Regions from separate parts of the Homo sapiens genome. Here region 2 is linked to region 1. Evidence: chromatin contacts called from ENCODE Hi-C data. All regions are on one chromosome and are shown on one strand. Each heading gives the region's core, a stretch centred on a gene start or an enhancer-like site at or near the end of the contact. The rest is flanking DNA. Distances are from core to core; before and after follow the strand shown. Region 1 holds the start of COX7A2L (cytochrome c oxidase subunit 7A2 like). Region 2 holds the start of THADA (THADA armadillo repeat containing).

Evidence for each region. Hi-C counts contacts between places; a loop is a spot of excess contacts on that map. Pooled maps may share reads with other maps.
Region 2: a map of natural killer cell shows a loop between it and region 1 (10-fold over the local background). The contact joins the promoter of THADA here to the promoter of COX7A2L in region 1. A Hi-C loop is called at or near these places in 5 of 168 maps with a recorded cell type or tissue (B cell, heart left ventricle, naive thymus-derived CD4-positive, alpha-beta T cell and 1 more), 2 of 37 single-sample maps with no recorded cell type and 17 of 50 pooled maps.

Annotation. Positions count from the first base shown.
Region 1 is chr2:42,357,228-42,362,996 of GRCh38, forward strand. It overlaps COX7A2L (cytochrome c oxidase subunit 7A2 like), which reads right to left and starts at 3,990. Exons shown (of 3, transcript NM_004718.4): 1 at 3,863-3,990. The coding sequence starts at 3,934. RefSeq lists enhancers at 3,163-3,907, 3,681-4,000, 3,908-4,651, 4,021-4,080, 4,641-4,730 and 1 more and a silencer at 4,281-4,450.
Region 2 is chr2:43,593,428-43,598,494 of GRCh38, forward strand. It overlaps THADA (THADA armadillo repeat containing), which reads right to left and starts at 2,611. Exons shown (of 38, transcript NM_022065.5): 1 at 2,504-2,611.

The sequences.
Region 1 (5,769 bases), core at 2,740-5,239:
TGATAGAAATGTATGAACTTTTCCACTGTGATTTAGGACTGGAGACCAGTTTCAATCTGCAGTGACTCAATTCATTTGGCTTTTTGTTTTGTTTTGTTTATAGATAGATCTTACACTGTCACCCACGCTGGAGTGCAACGCATTGATCACAGCTCACTGCAGCCTCAATCTCCTAGGCTCAAGTGATCCTTCCGCGTCAGCCTCCTGAGTAGCTAGGACTACAAGTACGCTTCACCATACCCAGCTAATTTTTCTTATTTTTTTTTTAGAGACGGGGTCTCACTTTGCTGCCCAGGCTGGTCTCAAACTCCTGGCCTCAAGCAATTCTCCTGCCCTGGCCTCCGGAAACACTGGGATTACCAGTGTGAGCCACCGCACCTGACCTCTATTTATTTCTAACGGTAAGCTAGACATCACCACCTACCTCCATGTCCTTCTGACACCTCACACTCATCATGTCCAAAATTCACTCCTAAGCCCATTCAGGAACACCCTGTCACTGTGAAAAGCACCAATTCACCAATCATGCTGAAGCCCTCCCTCCTCATCCCCAACATCTGTCTCATCTGAAAGGACAAACTACCACAACTCTGCATCAAGTTGCTCTGCAACTTCCTACTAGTGCCTCACAAAATTAAGTCCTTACATACTAGGCCCTTCATGATTTACCTCCATCCTCCACAGTCAAACTTACCTACCCAATGCTTCTCCTCCAGACCCCCTCCCTTCCTTCACTCTCACAGTTCCCTTTACCTAGAATACCATTCTGCCATCTTAATTGGGAGAGGAATTCCTAGATCACACAGTAAAATTACGTTTCCTTTTTTAACAAACTGCCAAACTGTTTTCCAAAGTGGCTGCGTCATTTTACCATTTCCACCACAAATGTAACATGTTTCGTTTCTCTACATCCTCACCAATACTTGTTATCATCTGTCTTTTTGATTCTAGGCATTCTGGTGGATACTAAATGGTACCTCATTGTGGTTGTGATTTGCTCTAATAACTGAAAATGTTAAACATCTTCATGTGCTTATTGGCCTCAATTTATTTTTGACGCAATTCAGAGAAAGGTAAGGAAGATGCCTTTCAACCAATGGAAAATGCCATCCCACCAACTGCTTGCTGTCAAGCTGACTTACAAATCTCTACCTGTGCAATTGTTACAGAACCACCTTTTCCATATTATGTTATTTAGTGCATGGCAAATTATTCACTTTACTTACTACTACAAATTACAAACATCTTCATCGTATGTTTCCAGGAAAGGAAAAAGCTGAAGTACTCCTAATTACCAAAGTCAGAGCACCTAGTTGGGAGGGCACCTGTCACAATCACTCAGAAATTTACAATTCATATAAAGCCTACACAGTATCACTTCTTTTCAACATAGTTTAAGAAATCTTTAAGTAACTAAGAAGTTCAAATTCTCAAGAGAAACACGATTCACGAGGAGAGGTACTAGAAATCTGAAAGCCCTATCTATATCAAACTCATCGCAAGGTAATCTCTGCTGAGCGCCCATTTTATTACAATATGCCAGTTTTTAGTCGAAAAATTTACTTTTTTCTTACTAAGCAACAAAACCTAGATTATGCTGAAGATATATTAAAAGAACATAAACCAAGTGTGGTGGTACACATCTGTAACCCCAGCCACTCAGGGGGCTGAGGTGACAGGACTGCCTGAGCCGGGGAGTTCGAGATCAGGCTGTGCAACACAGCAAGAACCTGTCTCAAAAAATATTTTAAAAAAATAAATAAAAGAACATCTACTACCACCAACAGAATAAACTGTGATATATTTATAAAATGAAATCCCACAGAAGAATAAGAGGATAAAAGGAATTAACTACTGATACGTACAACACGGACTAACCTCAAAAATATTTTTTGAGCAGCCAGACACGGCGGCTCACATCTGTAATTCCAACATTTTCAGAGGCAAAAGCAGGACGATTACTTGAGCTCAGGAGTGAGTCTACAGTGAACTGTGACTGTGCCATTGCACTCCAGCCTGGGTCAGAGCTGGTTCCATTTACATGAAGTTCAAAAAAAGGCAAAACTATCTATTTATGATGATAAAAGTCAGAATAAGAAGGTGGCAGGGATTGACAGAGGGTACAAGGGAACTTCCTGGGATGATGTAACATCTTGCATATTGAGGGAGGTGTGGTTATACAGTACATGGGTTTGTCCAAACTCATCAAACTGTAACATTTAATATCCATACACTGGAGAATACATTTCATAGAAGCAGATGATAGAAATGGCCATTTTCTCACATAATCTGTAAAAGAAGTGCAACACTGCTGACTATTCCTTCCTTACAAGTCATTACCAATTCGGTTTCAGTGAGACCACACTGGTTTCCCTTCTCATCCGGACTATTCTTTAAACACATTCTCCTTCTCCACCCTTCCCTCATGTTTCTATACTCTAACTATAATCCAACCTTTCTTCCCTACAAATTACCACCTATGGGCTGAAGACACCCAAGTTTATTAAACTCCATATTCAAAAATCTAGCTGCTACCAAGCATGACATATCACAAACTCAACATTTATAAACCCTAAACTCTTCCTTCCCGTTCCCACCGCAACTCCCCCACTAACCCCCGAAAAAAAAAAAAAAAACTTGCCCTTCTTATCTGAGATTAGAATCATCTGTTTTTGTTTTTAGAGACAGGGTCTCACTATGTTGCCCCAGGCTGATCTCAAACTCCTGGGCTCAAGCGACCCTCGGCCTCGGCCTTCCAAAGTGCTGTGATTTACAGGCGTGAGCCACGGTACCAGACCTGAAATCTTTCTTAAACATCTGCCTCTTGGGCAAGCTGCAGTGTCCCACAGAAAAAGGAAATGAAGCAACAGTAATGGAGTATCCTTTACACCTCATCTGGGCCCCTCACTACTGCAGTCTAACTGCGTATCTCACCGACACTTCCCACACTTCTCTAGAGGATTAGGAGGGAATATACTATCTCAGACAGCTTCTGGTGAACAGTTAACACTTATCCAGAACCAACCACCTGCCCAAACTGCTAGTCACTTGACACACTTCATTTAATGTGTACTAACGCCGCCCTGGATGAAACTGAGCTCACAATAAATTAAATAACTTGGCCAAGGTCACACAATTAAAGCGGAAAACGCCATGATTTGAAAAGGCACGTCTGGGGCTCTAAAATCCCTCATGTTTACCCCCAACACATGCTGGAGAGTCAAACTCCAATTGGTAGAATCTGCGTGAAATGGAATACTTTTCAGACAACCCAAACAACGAGCATCTGTCAAATATTTTACAATCGGGAAAGTGTAACCTCGCTGCATGCAACTTCCCTCCCTGGACGTGTTAAGTAACCTGTTAAATTTCCCAACCCAGATCATAGCCCCCCAACCCCCTGCACCATGGTTTCTCTAAACGCCTTTATAGCCCCGCGCTCTCTAATCTCGAGCTCAAGTGAGGCTGCCTATGGGGCTCTGGCAGATGACAAACGACAAGGAGGCCGAAAGCCAGATGTCTTCGAATTGAGGGAGAAGGCCGGACCTCTGACTCGGGTCACACTGGGGACCCCCACAAACCATCCCTTTTAGACAAGTGACCCCGGGGGTCACCTTGACCCCTGCAGTGAGCCAGACCAAACTTCCACGCCAGGCCAGCCCCCGCCAGGTGAGCAGGTACACAAAAAGAAGCCTCAGTGACCACCGTACGCTGGTGTGGAGAGGCCCCGGGAGGTGCAAGGAGAACAGAGACGAACTCGACCGCGGGCAGAAGCCTCCCCTGGCTCCAACGCCGCGACTGCCTGTCGCCGAGGCTAGGGCCGCCACTTCTCATGTCCGAGCTGGCCAGGCGCCACTCGTACCTGCGGGCTATAGGCCTCCGAAGCCCATGCTCCTGCCAACTTCTGCGTGAAGCCACTAAACTTGTAGTACATGACGCCCAGAGTCCGGCTTCCCGCATCCGCTGCCAACGCGACCGCCCCAGAGAAGGACCCCGCCTCCCCGGCTGTGGTCCCGAGACTCAGCGCAAGGACCCGGTGCTGGGACTAGGGCTGCCCGAAGATCGCCTAACTTAAAACCTGCACACTTAAGCCGCATTGGGGAACCAAAAGCCAGGGTTCTCAGGACCACGAAAGGCAAAACCAGCTCTAAGAGAGCACGCAAAGTCGCTGTGGCGGAGTCTGTAGGAAATATGAAGTTCCCTCTTTCCCCCATTCAGATTTGGGCAGTGCCACGACAACTCAAGAAATGCGCAAGCGCTCCACGGACTAAGCCCGGCGGACTAAGCCCGGCAGTGTCGGAGTCAGGTGGAGCATGCTTTAGGAGGGGCGGGCTCCAGGCGGGGCCTGGGGGGGAGAGGGCGGTGATTGGTGGGCGTGGTCTGGGTAGGGGCGGGGCTACATCGAAGCCGGTTGGGAATTCCACCATCCGAGAGAGTCTGTGCTGCGGAGCCACCGTCTGGTCGTCGGGTTGAAGGCGTCTCTTGCTTTACCGAACTTTAACTGATCGTAGTCTCATTTATTTCCTTCCGACCTAGAGCACCTCTTATCCAGAAGCCACCACCTGCTGTTGCTCAGTCTGCCCAGGAGTATAGACTTGTCGGCCAAGCTTCCCCTGGCAACCTGGGAGTTGAAGCAAATAAGAAAATTTGGAAGCACCTGCTGAAGGCTGTTTAGTACCCAGGGCTGTTGGGAGATTTGCCCCAATAATATAAAAGTAGCCTCCTGGGCTTTGTGCAGAGGAAATACACATGCAGAGTGATCTAAAGCTCAGGTACCAGGATGTAAATGTCACACGGTTTCTCAGAACTGGTTTTTATTCTCACCTGAGTTTTAAGGTCATTGATTATTCATCCTTTTCCTGGCCTCTGCTCTTTGCGATAAATGAGGTAGGGGGAGGGTGATCAGAAACACTTGTAAAATCTGGACCTTGAGCCTGAAAGATCTGGAACTACCACTTTCAGTTCTGGTAGTATTCGCTTCAGTTCAATTTAAATATGTCTGTTAAGCCTGTGCTGTGTGCAAGGTACTGTGTAAAAGGAGTATACTAGTTTCTTACTCTCCAGGGATGGACTCAGGCTTTTCTTAGCTTCATCATCTAACCATAGGTTTACACAAGCATATTCTAGATGCACTTATGAAATCATGTTGCAAATTGATGGATGATACTAACCTATATATAGCATTGCCCTAAACTCATTTAATCTTCACAACAATCCTATAAGGTAAATGCTATTATCATCTCCATTTTAGAATACAGGAAAATGACGCCTGGAGAAGCTAAGTAACTTGCTCAGGTCAGGGATAAGTGGCAGAGCTAGGCATTTGGCTCAAGACTTCCTACTGTTAAGCACTATGTTACAAATAAATAGATATGAAGCCATTCTGAAAAGAGGAGGATCAAGGCTGAGCATTCCAGGGTGAGGGTGTACACCAGCATCCTGGTTGCAGGCTTACGTTCAAGAGCCCCAAGTATTCAGCACCGCCAATATGTTGTAAAGGTTTCAGCGAATTCATGTAAGCCAGCCCAAAGTTGCCACTTTTACAAAGAGACACTGTGATATAATGGAAAGAACATGCAATTTGGGTTTATGTCCATATTTCTCCAAGGATAAGTGGTTTGGGACTAGTGATTTCCTTTTTTTTTTTTTTTTTTTTAAATTCTTTTTGAAACAGGGTCTCACTCTGTCCCAGGCTGGAGTACAGTGGTGTGATCTCGGCTCATTGCAGCCTTGACTTCCCAGGCTGAGGTGATTCTCCTACCTCAGTCT
Region 2 (5,067 bases), core at 1,361-3,860, 1.2 Mb after region 1:
ACAGCGCTGGCGGCCATACTCTAAGGAGCCATAACAAACAATGGAACTATTTCTGAAGGACCTAGAGAGCACCTCCTTCAGAGAACAGCTCAGTTAACCAAAGGTGTTTGGCCTGGAGAAAAAGTCAACAGAACAAGAGCCTTAAAACAGCTGCTAGACTGTTTTGGAGAAAAAGGGAATAGATTTATTTGTCTACTACAGACTTTTTTTTTTTTTTTTTTTTTGAGACGGAGTCTTGCTCCTTCGCCCATGCTGGAGTGCAGTGGCGCGATCTGCGCTCACTGCAAGCTCAGCCTCCTGGGTTCAGGCCATTCTCCTGCCTCAGCCTCCCGAGTAGCTGGGACTACAGGCGCCCGCCACCACGCCCGGCTAATTTTTTCTATTTTTAGTAGAGACGGGGTTTCATCATGTTAGCCAGGATGGTCTCGATCTCCTGACCTCGTGATCCACCCACCTCGGCCCCCCAAAGTGCTGGGATTACAGGCGTGAGCCACCGCGCCCAGCCTTAGACTTCTTGTCTTGCTATTAGATTAGTAAAAGTCAGTACAAGCTACAGGGAAACAGATTCCAGATCAATACAAAGGAAAAGCTCTATGGTCCCACTAAGGACTGGGCTACCTTTTAAACAAAGAAATTTTCCAACACCAGGAATATTCAAAGAGAAGATGACTGAATATTTTCTCTTGGACTCCTGAAACAGCTCCCTAACTGGTCTCCTGACTTCTACACTTACCTCCAAAGAGCCCATTCTGTTTACAATCATCAAAGCAATCTCTTTAAAAAAAACTCTCATCAAATTGAATTACTTACTCTCTTCCTTAAAACTTTCCAAGGGTTTCTAAATACACTTAGAATAAAATTCAAACTTGAGGCCAGGAGTGGGGGCTCGTGCCTGTAATCCCAGCACTTTGGGAGGCCGAGGCGGGTGGATCTCCTGAAGTCAGGAGTTCAAGACCAGCCTGGCCAACATGGTGAAACCCCGTCTGCACTAACTAAAAATACAAAAATTAGCCGGGTGTGGTGGCAGGCGCCTATAACCCCAGCTACTCCGGAGGCTGAGGCAGGAGAATGGCTTGAACCCAGGAGGCAGAGGTTGCAGTGAGCCGAGATCGTGCCACTGCACTCCAGCCTGGGAGACAAGAGCGAAACTCCATCTCAAATAAATAAATAAATAAATAAATAAATAAATACTTGAGATTTTGCCCTTCAAGGCCCTAAATAATCTGACCCTGCCTTCCTCCACTCTTCATCTCAAACCAATCTCCTCTTCACCATCTCAAGAGCTTTGTACTTCCTGATGCTCTTATTCCCACCTAAGAGGCTTTACACTTCTCAGTATCTCTGCCCCTTAATGTTCATTCCACATCTTTGCAAGACTGACTCCTTCTCACCATTCATGTTTCTGCTGCAACATTACCTTCTAAAAGCCTTCCATGACCACTCTATCTAAAATCTCACCAATACAACACACGTAGACACCATTTCCGTTAATTTTCTTCATAGCACTTACTAGTACCAGAAATTACCCTAACTTGTAAATTTGTATATTGTCTGTCTCACCTAGTAGCAAACTGAATGAAGGCAGCAACTTTAATCTATTTTGTTCATGTTTCAAGTCTCAATTTCCAAACCAGTGCCTGGCACATAGTAGGTGTTTAACAAACACTTCACGAATAAACAAATTAATTAACAAACATTTGTCAGAGATGTTCTAGAAGGGATATATGTCTTTAAGGGCAGGAAGGTGGACTATCTGGTACCTAAAATGCATTCTACATCTAAGTGACATTCTACATCTTAAGAACCTATGGTCTGTTTGGGAAGTAAGAAATCCATACAGTAATGGCAGGTGAGCAACCACTTAACCAAAAATGGACGCAGCTAGGAAAGTGTCGACAACAGAATAATTTGTAAAGGGATAGTCAGATCTAGAGGAATAGAGGCACGCTTCCTAAGAAAGTGACCATCGTACAAAGCCAGAAGAGACTGGGAAACCTAACTAGGGAGACTATTCTCTGGTGAAAGGTAAGCAAGTTTGCAGGAGGATTTGCTCTTGCAATTCTGAGGGCTACACAAAAGCAGACTCGGTAATTATGCCTGCTCAAATGATGCCTAAACGTGTGTCCTGAAGAACCAGGGTCCCCAAGGGGGTAAATCCCGTGTCTACCGCAAGGCCAGAAGGTGCCCAGTAAATTACACTCCTCCTAGGTCCCACTTACTGCTTCCCTTTAGAACGCTGCTTCACTCTACACCTTCCTGGCTGACTCCCACAAACATTCTCTGGGCGATTTCTGAACCACGTGGAGTCGAGGAATGACAGTGGGAGAAAGTGGTTAAAGTGCTGTCTCCATGGAGACCTTAGCGACCGGAAATCAGTTTCACAGCCGCCGAATCCTGGCGATACCAAAGGATGGGAATTGGTGTGGCTCGCCAGGCAGCCCTAGCAAAACTGGCCGAGCCGAGCTACCGCGGGTCTGGCAGGCAGGACACCTGGGAGCCAAACCTCGTGCACGTCGGCGTCTGAGAAGAGTCGCAGGCGCCTGGTCCAGTCCCGGAAGCAGGTCTCCTTCTACGGCGTCTCCGAGGCTCGCAGCGCGGTCCACGGTCGACTACCGGGTCAGGGCAAAGGGAGGGAGAGAGGGGTAACCTGGAGGAGTCATCGCGAGAATTGACCAAACGCAGCTCCTCCAATCAGGAGTTCGAGGAGGTCGTGACGTCACCGGGGTGGCCGGTAGCAATCCGGTTTAGTTAACCAGCCACTGTACCGTCAGCGCCGCGCGTTCCTCATGGCGTTAGGGCTGACGGGCCTTGTTGCTGAGGGGCCTTCATTCAACGGTCTCTTGTTGAATGAAAAGACCTCATTCTCTTCACATGCTTGGACGCCTGGGAAGCGCTTTTCTCCCAATCCAGACCTTCCACCTTTCTCCCACTCTGTTGGCCCAGTGCAGAGTCTAGGAGAAAACTACGTCTGGGACTCGGGAACGAGTCCAGGGAGTTTAGAGCCTGCGAGATGGGGCAGGGGTTTGGGCGGCGACTGAACGGAAGCCACGAGAAGGATTCGGACTAAAATGAGTAGTGCTGAACCAACGTGTGCCAAAGCGCATATATTCATTCAATAGATAATGAACTCTACTGTCAGAGCGTCGCCAAGCGCTAGCCTTGAAAGCTATCCCCTACTGAGGATACATGTATTACGCAGCACATACAAATTGTCAGATGGTTCAGTCCTTGAAAAATAAATACAATAACGGGGTGTCACTGGGAGCTGCGACAGTGGGCAAGATCAGGAAAGACCTGATGCTATTATCAGGAGTATTAATTTGGAAAATAGAGACATTTCAGTTCTCTAAACGTTAATGACTTAAGTTTTTAATAATTATTTTCTGAATTTTTTATATCAGCTTGCCTTGGTTTTCTTTATAGCTTTACCACATAATGTATGTATCACTATCTTGTTTCGTTCAATTTTGAAGCTTTTGGAATTGCGTATGTATTCTCCAGCAATTTGCTTCTTTCAGCATTGCTTTTCATATTCACCTACAGGTGGCTGTAGTGCTCTTCGCCCAGGCTGGAGTGCAGTGGCGCGATCTCGGCTCACTGCAAACTCTGCCTCCCGGGTTCAAGTGATTCTCCTGCCTCAGCCTCCTAAGTAACCGGGATTACAGGCGCGCGCCACCACGCTCAGCTAATTTTTGTATTTTTTAGTGGAGACGGGGTTTCACCATGTTGCTCATGCTGGTCTTGAACTCCTGACCTCGTGATTCGCCCGCCTCGGTCTCCAAAAGTGCTGGGATTACAGGCGTGAGCCATGGCGCCCGGACCGTAATTTTCCATTGTTTAATATACTTCATTATGTATCCATCCTGCTGCCTCTTAACATGTGCATTATTTCCAGTTTTTGTTCTAAACATTGCTGCTGTGAACTATGTTGTGCATGTCAGCTGGTGAGTGTGTGCAGACGGTTCTCCACCATAATTTTTTCTGGTATTTTTGACCCTGACATAGTAAGAAATACATTGCAGACTTTGAAACTGTGGACGTAGAAGTACTCACACATAACTGAAGTAAAAATTTCTTGAAATGCTACTTTACAGGAGCTGTGAGATTTTATTTCCTTTTTTTCTAAATTATGGTAAAATACACAGCAAAATTTACCATTTTAACCATTTTTAAGTTTTATGTTTTTTAAAATATGTATATTGTTTCAGACCTACTAATTATATAACTCAGTGGGTCCGAACCCCTTTTTTGTTGGCAGACACTGCAACTCTTCACCCTGCACAGCGAGAGGTGGGCTAGGGAGCAAACATAATAAACATATGTTGAAAGGTGAAGCTACTGTTAAAACTTCAGACAAATTAAACTTAACAGGGTTTAATTGAGCAAGGGGAAAAATGATTCTCAAATCGGGCAGTCTCCAGAATCATAGCAGATTCAGAGAGACTCCAGGGATGCCTCGTGGTCAGAGCACATTTACAGACAAAGAAAGGAAAGTGATGTACAAAAAGCAAGTGAGGTACGGAAGCAGCTGGATGGGTTACAGCTTGGCATTTGCCTTACCTGAACACAGTTTGAACAGTAAGCATTGTATGAATAGTTGAAGTATGGCTGCTGGGATTGGCTGAAACTCAGCTATTGTTACAGAAGCACACTCCTAAATTAGGCTTTCAGTCTTGTCTACCTACTAAGTTAGGTTATGGTTCATCCACAAGGACTCAAATATGGAAGTGCAGAGGCTTTCTCAGGCGGTATTTAGTTCAATTTAACACCGCCATGGAAAAAATAGGGGAATGGAAAGTGAGAGTATAGGGGAGGTACATTGCAACTTTAAATAGGGTAATCAGGGTAGGCCTCACTGAGTAAAGATTTCCAAGAGACATAGACACTTGGTGAAGGGGAAACCTTCCATACAGAGGGAACAGCCAGTACAAAGTTTCCAGGGCAGGGCTTGCCTGCTGGGAGAATAGCAAGGAGGCAAGAGTGGCCGGAGCCAAGCAAGGTAAATACTAAGGAGTGGGACAAGGGGCTTTGGATTATATAAGGCTTTCACATTATTTCATGGACTCT